Linked DNA regions of Homo sapiens: region 2 is linked to region 1. A link is an interaction called in ENCODE POLR2A ChIA-PET data of the cell type or tissue named here. Cell type or tissue: Panc1. All regions are shown on one strand. Each heading gives the region's core, and the rest is flanking DNA. Links, peaks and the distances in the headings are about the cores only.

Region 1 (4,397 bases), core at 160-4,159:
AAACAATCTTAGCCTTGTAGAGGGATATTATTTATTCCCTGGGGAGAAAACTGTTTCTCTCTTCCAAAAAAGAGTGGACATTGAATTTATATTCAGAAGTGGTAAGAAAAATAAGGGAAGGATGATAAATAGTGAAAGGAACAAAAGAAATTCTGGAATCTCAGGGCTGGGCGTGGTGGTTCACACCTATAATCCCAGCATTGTGGGAAGTCGAGACTGGTGGATAGCTTGAGCCCAGGAGTTCGAGACCAGCCTGGGCAACATGGTGAAACCCCATCTCTACCCAAAAAATACAAAAATTAGCCAGGTATGGTGGCCTATGTCTGTAGTCCCAGCTACGTGTGAGGCTGAGGTGGGAGGATTGCTTGAGCCTGGGAGGCAGAGGTTGCAGTGAGCCGAGTTTCTGCCACTGCATTCCAGCCTAGGTGACAGAGGGAGACCCTGTCTCAAAAAAAAAAAAAAAAAAAAATTCTGGAATCTCGTGCCTCTCATCAATAGAAAGCAGCTGTAAAAGAAGCAGAGGCATAGCCCAAATGGCCCCTGAGTACCCCTTCTCACCTTCCATTTCCTTAGAATGGTAGATATTTGCCCAAGGTTACAATAATATCAAAACAAACAGAACAATCAGGAATACCCTATGACATATCACAGCCAATAAAGGCTCAAAAAATTCTTGCTGATGAAGAAAACAAATGTTCCCAAACAGCATTTCCTGGTTACTTATCAATAATGCAGACCAATGTCAATCTATCTGAGGGCGCATATACGTCCATTTGGATCCTTTAAAAAAAACTGTCTCATTCTTTAAATAAATGTCAAGGGTGTTTACTCCAGAAATAAAATAGAAAGCCAACCTCAAATCAGGAAAAATACAGATTAAAAATATATCTACGCCAGGCCAGGCACGGTAGCTCATGCCTATAATCCCAGCACTTTGGGAGGCCAAGGCAGGCAGGTCGCCTGAGATCGGGAGTTCAAGACCAGCCTGGTCAACATGGCAAAACCCTGTCTCTACTAAAAATACAAAAATTAGCTGGGCGTGGTGGCACATGCCTGTAATCCCAGCTACTTGGGAAGCTGAGGCAGGAGAATTGCTTGAACCCAGGAGGTGGAGGTTGCAGTGAGCCGAGATCGTACCACGGTACTCCAGCCGGGGCAACTGAGTAAGACTGTGTCTCAAAATAACAATAATAATAATAATAATGTATCTCCGCATGGGGGATAAGGTCTGAAAAAAAGAAAAGAATAAAAACAAAATAAAAACAAATTGTCTTTATTTTTACTTGCTTGCTTGCTAACCTTGGGAAATTTGCTAGCTGCAAAGTTGCTTTTTATTTTCCAATAATTCTTGAGGGATCACTGGAATACTTGCATGAAAAAAAAAAATTCACTTTAACCTCACTCTTCCGAGATTTTAAAAACAGAGCAAGCACAGAGATAACAAAGAAACCTTTTTCAGAGGCACCCTCAAATCTTAGGCCCAAATAGATGGTGGTATCAACAGAAACAACGAAATATCCATAGCAACTGTGGAAAGCAGATTCTCATCCCATAGTGAGATAATAAATAAAGTCACTGCCTTTTGTGACACCTTACTCAACCTCAGACAGAAATAAATGTTCCTCACTCCTGTTCGCATAAATCCACCTAGCTAGTGTTTGTGGGAGCAGAGGGAGGATTGTTCCCCAATCCAGGCCCACGAAAGTGGCTTTGCCTTCCACAGCACCTCCCACCCTCTGCTGGGAGTCACAGACCTCTCCTAAGGACCCACTCAGGAGGGTGTTTGGGGCTGTTTAGGAGGAGGGGTCTCCACTGGCTAGTTTGGAGGAAATTCAACGAAATCGAAGCCCAACTGTAGGGGCCATGTACAGAGTAAGTGTTGAAAAAACGTTAATGTCCACCCTTCCTTTATCCAGACACATTGAACAGATATTCACTGAAATGTCCTTAAAAAATCTACCTCACCCCATGTCTATCCATCTTCCCGAATGCTGCCTGCCTCCTGCCTTGTGACCAGCTCTGCCGGCAGACCCTGCAGTATGACTCAGCGTGTTGAAATCCGCCTCTGTGGGCACGCACTGCTCTCAAAACTGCTTCAACCACCAGAAGCAGTTAATTGCAATGAGTCTCTGGGGATCCTGCTCCAATGGCGACACTCAAGAGGAAGCAACCACCTAGGCAATACCTTCCTATTAAATGCTACCAAACTCCAGAAAGAGCGTGCCTTGGCTTTGTGAGGAGCTCAGAGGCTCTGAGAGGCCCCCTGTGGGGGAGCGTGTTCAGGACTATATGAGGCCTACCTTCCCAGCTCACCTGCACTGGGCTGAGATGATGGTGGTGACAATGACAAATAATACTAAGAAGAAAGGTACCACTGACTGAACACTTATCATTTGCTAAGCACTTGGCATATGTTGCCTCATCTACCCCCGGACAGCAACCCCGTAAAATCCTCATTTTACAGGTGAGGAAACCAGAGGTCACAGAGCCAAAGTCAAGTGGTGATTAAGCAAGGCTTGAGCCCAGACTGTGGGGTTAGGGGTCTAGGCTCCCAACCACGTCAACACTACTGGCTTTAGAGCAGCTGCACTTTCCACACTAGTATTGTTCTAAATCTAAGCACGGCCAGAGGAAAGAATAGGAAGCTCCACACTGACCTCTAAGCTTTTTATAGAGAAGCATCTCCCCAGACACAGCCCCTCCAGCGAGCCTGGAGCCGGGCTGCCTCAGCTGTGTCTGCAGCAGTCCTCAGAGGCCCTGCTGGAACCTGACCCTGAAGCTCCCAGCATCCACGCTGCCGCTGGCTCCCAGCCCCGCCTTGCGGCTCGAGCATAGCCATGAACAGCTCTGATGAATTATCTACCAGAGGAGAACTCCAATTGTATCATCAAAAGAGAGTTGGGGATTATCTGTTATTTTCATTGTCCTTGCCACTTCAGCCGCTATTTATTCAGAGCTGCTCATGGCTCTGGCTTCCTTGTTTTATTTCTTCTGCCAACCCCCAGCTGGAGTTTCTGGAGCAACCAAATAGCTAAAAACAAAAAGAGGAAGCAGCAACAGTCTGACATTTACAAAGATGGAAAAATTGCTCTCTAGACACATGACAACAAACTGTAGAAAGAAAAATTGTGGCAAGATCAACGTGAGCAACTGGGAGCTCAGTGGATGGTCCATAGATAGAAGGCCCTGGCCACACTGTGATTCCAGGGCCCCAAAAACCACCAGCACTGGTGTGAGAAGGAGGAAGACCGTGACCTGACATTAAGAGAAAGGCTATGTCCTGTGCTGTTGCTAGAAAAATAAAAAGGCCACCACCAAAAGAAGCCCTCTCCTTTCTTCTGCGAGGAGGGTAAGCAGTGCAGTCCAAGGCTTCCTGGGGTGGGAAAAGGTGTATTCTCTTCTTTATGTGTGGAAGCCTTGCTTACCTGTAGAAGAGGATCCCTCAGGACTTCAGAACTGTGGTTTCTACAGACTGGGGCATGTTCAGGTCAATGTGGAACTGAATTCAAGCCTTATCAATACTCACAAACAACAGAGGAGGATCTCAGGTGAGACTATGACTACCTCCCACTCATTTAGCATCCCTGGCTACTCTGTCCTCTTTTGGAAAGCTTCTGTCTGTCTCTCTGAAGTGGGTAAAAGAGACAAGGGTGGTGGTGGTAGTTGCTCTGGGGGAGAAGTTGCTGCAGTAGCCCTTGTTTCAATTGAACAATATTATGGATTTCCGTCCAGCAAGTGACCTCTCACTCCGGACCTGTAGGGTCCATGCAGTCCAGTGTAAGTAAATTGGCTCTATCAGCCTGGTTTCACAACCCACATCATCCCAACTCTACCCTACCCAAGAGTTGCTAGAAGCACCTATTACTCCTGTAGAAGGTGAGGGAGAGGTGACCCCCAGTCCAAAGTGACTGGAGACCATGACTGACTGACCAGCCCAGAATCAGAAGGCTAAGGAACCACCTGTCTAATAGTCTGGTGCCAAACACAGGCCCTTCACTGCTCTTGGGAATGTTCTCGGCCATCCCTTCCTGGCCAAAAACAGAATATCAACTGCTTCTGAACCTGGGTCCTAGGCAACTAAACTGGGCTGTGAAAGAAACATCTATGCTGAGCCTATTGCTCCCTGAAATGGCCTCACAAATTTGCTTTGGAAACCATGAATTTTTCAAAACTTGATTTTCTTTGTACTTGTTGAAAGTTTTGTTTTCATCTTAAAATGCTAAATATACAATTTATCGGAAAATATAGCTAGATTTATATTTTTCCAGTCAGCAGTTTGGAATCGTCTGTCTTTACATTAGTCTATAATAAGACAGGCACACTTAGAATATTTTATGATGTCACTTTTTCATTCTGGGACTTGGTGCACCATTTGCACCAAGTGTTGGTTTGTTCCA
Region 2 (4,397 bases), core at 271-4,270, 300 kb before region 1:
TAATTACTTTGGGGACAGTTCAGACTCTTTCTCTTGAGATCACCTTGTTAGATAATTTAAATGAGAAACAGATTTGGATAAAAGGTGATCAGTGTTTTCTTCAGTTGGAAGATGTGAAAAGAAACCTTTTCTCTTTCAGCCTTGCCTTACACCCAGACAAAACTCTCGTTGCAACTGGCCAAGTCGGGAAGGAGCCATATATATGCATATGGGATTCCTATAATGTCCAGACTGTGTCTCTTCTTAAAGATGTCCATACACATGGAGTTGCCTGCCTGGCTTTTGACTCAGATGGACAGGTGTGTATCTTTTTTTAGTTGTTTTATTTAATGACTTCTCACAACTCACTTAAAACTATAATAGGAATAGCCAGTAGATTCAAAGTCCATCAACCCTTGCTGGTTCTTCTGGCACAGCCTCCTAGAATTTTTCACCTGTTTTTTCCCCTTTAAAGCTATGGCACTAACACCAAACTCTGGACAGGCCTTGGTTTTTGTTCCCCTAGTCCCACCATCTGGTTAAAAAGCATCCATAAAAGAAGTCATGAATTCATGGTGATCAGGTTCACCATAGCCCAGTAATTCTACTTTGTTGTCTGTTGTTAGCTTCCTATTTGGAGTAAGGGCTAGACCAAGCCTTATTCATAGACGTCAAGCCCTGAGCATGTCTGTAGTACCTCTTGCTTTCAAAAGATGACATCACCTCCTAATAATCCACTGAGAAGATTATCCTTGACTCTTTACCCCTTGATGTCACTTTTAGCTGCTTCTACCTGTCCTCTCCCAATTCAGTCTATCATCAATTCCTGGGTATTCATGTTTCTTTACAGTAACTGACATCCTCTCCTTTCCATTCTTCCTGCCACTGTCCTTTAAGTGCTAATAAGTCAGTGTCATGTCTGACTTAGTTGAATCTCTTAGTCTCCTCACAGGCAATTTCTTGCTAATGCATTTCATCAACTGAAAACGGTGTGAAAGCATTGTTTAAAACCAATAAGAGCTTGGAGTACTCAATGAATAAAGTCCACACTTTGTAGGTGGGCATTCTATTTTAGCCAACTTTTCTAGACTTTTATCCGTTGTGCCCTCATAGTCGAATTGGACAAATCTGCAAGACTCCTATAGCAGACCTTGCATGTTTGTACCTCTGGGCCCTGCCTCAGTCTGTCCTGTCCACCTGAAGTGTCCTGCTCACCCTTTTGCCCATTGAAGTGATTCAGTCTCCAAAGGTTTTCACAAAGCCTTGCCAATCCCTCCCAACAACATTTTCTCTTCTTCCTTTGACTTACAGCAACACTGGGCAGAAAAGATAGGTTGATACGTTCTAGAAAAGAAAGTAAAAACGGAGGGGTCATTCCTGGCTCCGGCTGCATTCATCTCCTCCCTAAGGCGGGGCCTCTTCTCCTCATCTCCCCAACCGCCTCCGTTTCCTGTGCCACCCTTCCTCTGTCTCTCTCACCCTGCGTGTTTCTGCCTGTTAATTCCTTCAATCTAATTTTTGACAAGTTTCAGAGTTAATTCTGTAAGTTGGTGCCATGCAAAGATCTGTGAAATTATTCATAGAGGCTTAACTGAAAGTCTGTGGGAAATTCAGTGGATTATAGGAGTTGACCTGGGTTGAGTCACTTTTGAAAAACAATTAGCATTTACTTGCTGTTTTCTGCTATTTTAAGAGAGCATCGATCACTAGTCATTTTTCTTTCTAGAACTAGATTTATTACATATGTAGACCCCTGGAATATATGTTCTTTATTTTACTCCTTTGTAATCTCATCCAGTTAGTCAGTTTAATGCATGCATTCCCTTTTATGGCTACATAAAGAGATAATAGCTGGATGCTAGTATTTGTTCAGGCTTGCAGTTATATTGACTTCCTGAATAAACTGAAGTGAATCAGAATCCATACACATGTACAAGTATAAATGTATGCTTATGTCTGTACTGGTATGCACCTTCTCTAATCGGATTTTGTTATTCAAGCAAGCATTCTTTATCAATTTGTTCTGAAGTGTCACAAGAAAATGTAATGCAGCAGAGGAAAATCCAGCTTTAAAAATCCAGCTTTAACTTCATTTTTGTCCATGTTAATTTATGTTAGAATCCTAGCTATTCTCCTTTAGGTTTCATTTTGAAGGATGGTGGGTGGGGGTGGATTGCATGGTACTTAACTGTCAGGTGAGAGAAATAACCTCTTGTATGTTAGCCATGGTGGATTTCCTGGCTTGTTGATGGCTATTTCTTCAGGTCCTCCTTACTCCCTGGACAGAGTTCACTGGAATCGAATGATATTTAGAAATGACAAATGGTCCATCACCTCACAATAGACAAAAGGCAATAAAAATGCTTTTCAGGTAGCTATGGGAACTGTCACTACAGATGAACAAAATAGGTTTCTTTCAGCTTTTTCTCCATCAGGAAATGTGGGTTTTACTTCAGTGCCCCTATTTGTGTTCACTGCTTTTTTTCTCTTGAATAAGCTGAATGGAATTCACCCATTCAGATTTTCTTATGAATAAAAATACAACCACATCTTGTTTCCATTGCTGAAACCCTCAGTTAAAAAATTATAGCAAAGAAATTTCTTAAGGACACATTAAAAAACCCTCAACGATGTGTGTTATATTAAAAATTCCTAATGGAAGCCATCTTTAGTGAAGAAAGCTGAAGAATCCCTGCATAACAGCACATGTATACATTTAACCATATGTGGCTGTCTGTTTCATCCACACTGTGAGTGTGCATATACACAGACACACTCTCGAATGTACTCAGTACTCACACACTCTTACACTTGGGGAATACCATATTTTTAAAACCCCTTTAATTTACATACTTCACTTGACCCATACAACAATCCAATAATGCAGAAGGAATGATTATTTTTTATACCCATTGTACAAATGAGAAAAGTGAGATTTAAGGAGGTTAATTTTGCAAGGTGTTATGTCTGGCTACTTAAAAGCAAAAAGAAAAGCCAAATCTACTTATAGTTCAGATTTCTTACATAATACTTTCTCCTTATAAGTGATATCCTGCAAGAAACTCTGATTTTGGTATGACTGTTGCCTGTTTTTCACACTTTTGGTTTTGTATATAATCATGTGGGTTGCATTTTATTCTTACTTTAAGGACAGGTTCTGACCTGAACCCAGGGAATTTAGGCTGGGAGGTGAAGTACCAGATTACTTCTACTTAGATTATATTATCTTGTAGTCACCTTAAATGTTTGTGAAATTATAGAAAACTAAAAATTAATGTTCATTTATTCTATTCGTCAAACCCTTAAATTTTAGCAGTTGGAAGCTTTTAGACTATAGAATTCTGGGTTCTATTAAATCTCACATTAAGATTTTACCTAAAAATTTTAAGTTAAAAATTCCAAATGCTGCTATCAAGTTCTGTTTCTGTAGTTTCTATTGACGTTTCAGAGATCTCCTGAGAGTTTATATGTATGTTTCTTACACTTAAAAAGGATAAAGGAGCTGTAGCTCTTAGGTTCTTGAAATTTCAGCATATACTAATGGAAGTCATCATCTATTGTGTTATTTTTAGTTTGGGGTTTAAGATGGGTTTTGAGAAATCGGTTTGTTATAAGAAATTCAATGCCTAACCCATAGTAAATAGTAACTATTTCTTAACGTGTCAGTAAGTCTTCCCATCACTTTTAGGTACTAAATTATTGTTCTTATTCTTAGCGTTTAGCCTCTGTGGGGTTGGATGCCAAAAACACAGTCTGCATTTGGGACTGGAGGAAGGGAAAACTTCTGGCGTCAGCCACCGGCCATTCTGACAGGGTAAGAACTTGTTGGATCAAGCTATGCAGATTTCAGAACTTGGGGGGACTTGTGATATCGCGTCTCAGACTTCTAATGTTTTTAACAGTAAATATTTCAGTATACATTTTTTCCTATTAAACTTATAATCATCCTCTTTTTTCATGATTAATAGCTAACTGTGTTAATGTGCTTCTGGTGATCAAGTACTTTATATGAATTGTTAGTGCTTTTCATAGGCAAAGCAAATTTTTGATGCTGGCATTTTACTTTATGAAATCAAAATGGAATTGAATTTGAAATTATGTGTAGTTTAGATGTATTCATTTAGAAATGGAAATAGTTGTTAGAAAATAGTCACAAAATATGATTACAAGGGTATGCATTTTAATTTTGAATGAGTGTAATGACAACTTCGTGATTCTTTGTTGTATTTGAGAACATAGAATGTGACCTGCTTACTCCTGTTGAAGTCAGTGTGATCAAAAATGATAATTCCATGTAGTCTTAGGGGATGAAGGGGGTATATACATATAACTGGTCAGAAATCTAATTTGCCAGTGTCTTGCATAATTAAAATAATTTGACTCCTTTATTATCTTGGTTTCTCTAAACAATGAATTTG

The links. ChIA-PET counts read pairs that join two places held together with the same protein. Peaks named below come from ENCODE experiments on the same cell type or tissue, not always from the same donor. Only the 100,000 strongest peaks of a DNase experiment are listed, where the experiment ranks them.
Region 2: POLR2A ChIA-PET joins it to region 1 with 6 read pairs; 2 of 35 experiments call an interaction of 5 or more read pairs at or near these places.

What each region holds. Positions count from the first base shown.
Region 1 is chr2:55,109,863-55,114,259 of GRCh38, forward strand. It overlaps a transcript of RTN4 not described here. Among named protein-coding and RNA genes, the nearest start is that of RTN4, 62 kb to the left of the region's middle. In Panc1, for the core only: no CTCF peak of the experiment used is centred there; a DNase peak (open chromatin) is centred at 2,081; H3K27ac peaks cover 3,193 bases.
Region 2 is chr2:54,813,093-54,817,489 of GRCh38, forward strand. EML6 (EMAP like 6) reads left to right here. Exons shown (of 42, transcript NM_001039753.4): 3 at 140-299; 4 at 3,695-3,793. Among named protein-coding and RNA genes, the nearest start is that of EML6-AS1, 64 kb to the left of the region's middle. In Panc1, for the core only: no CTCF peak of the experiment used is centred there; no DNase peak of the experiment used is centred there.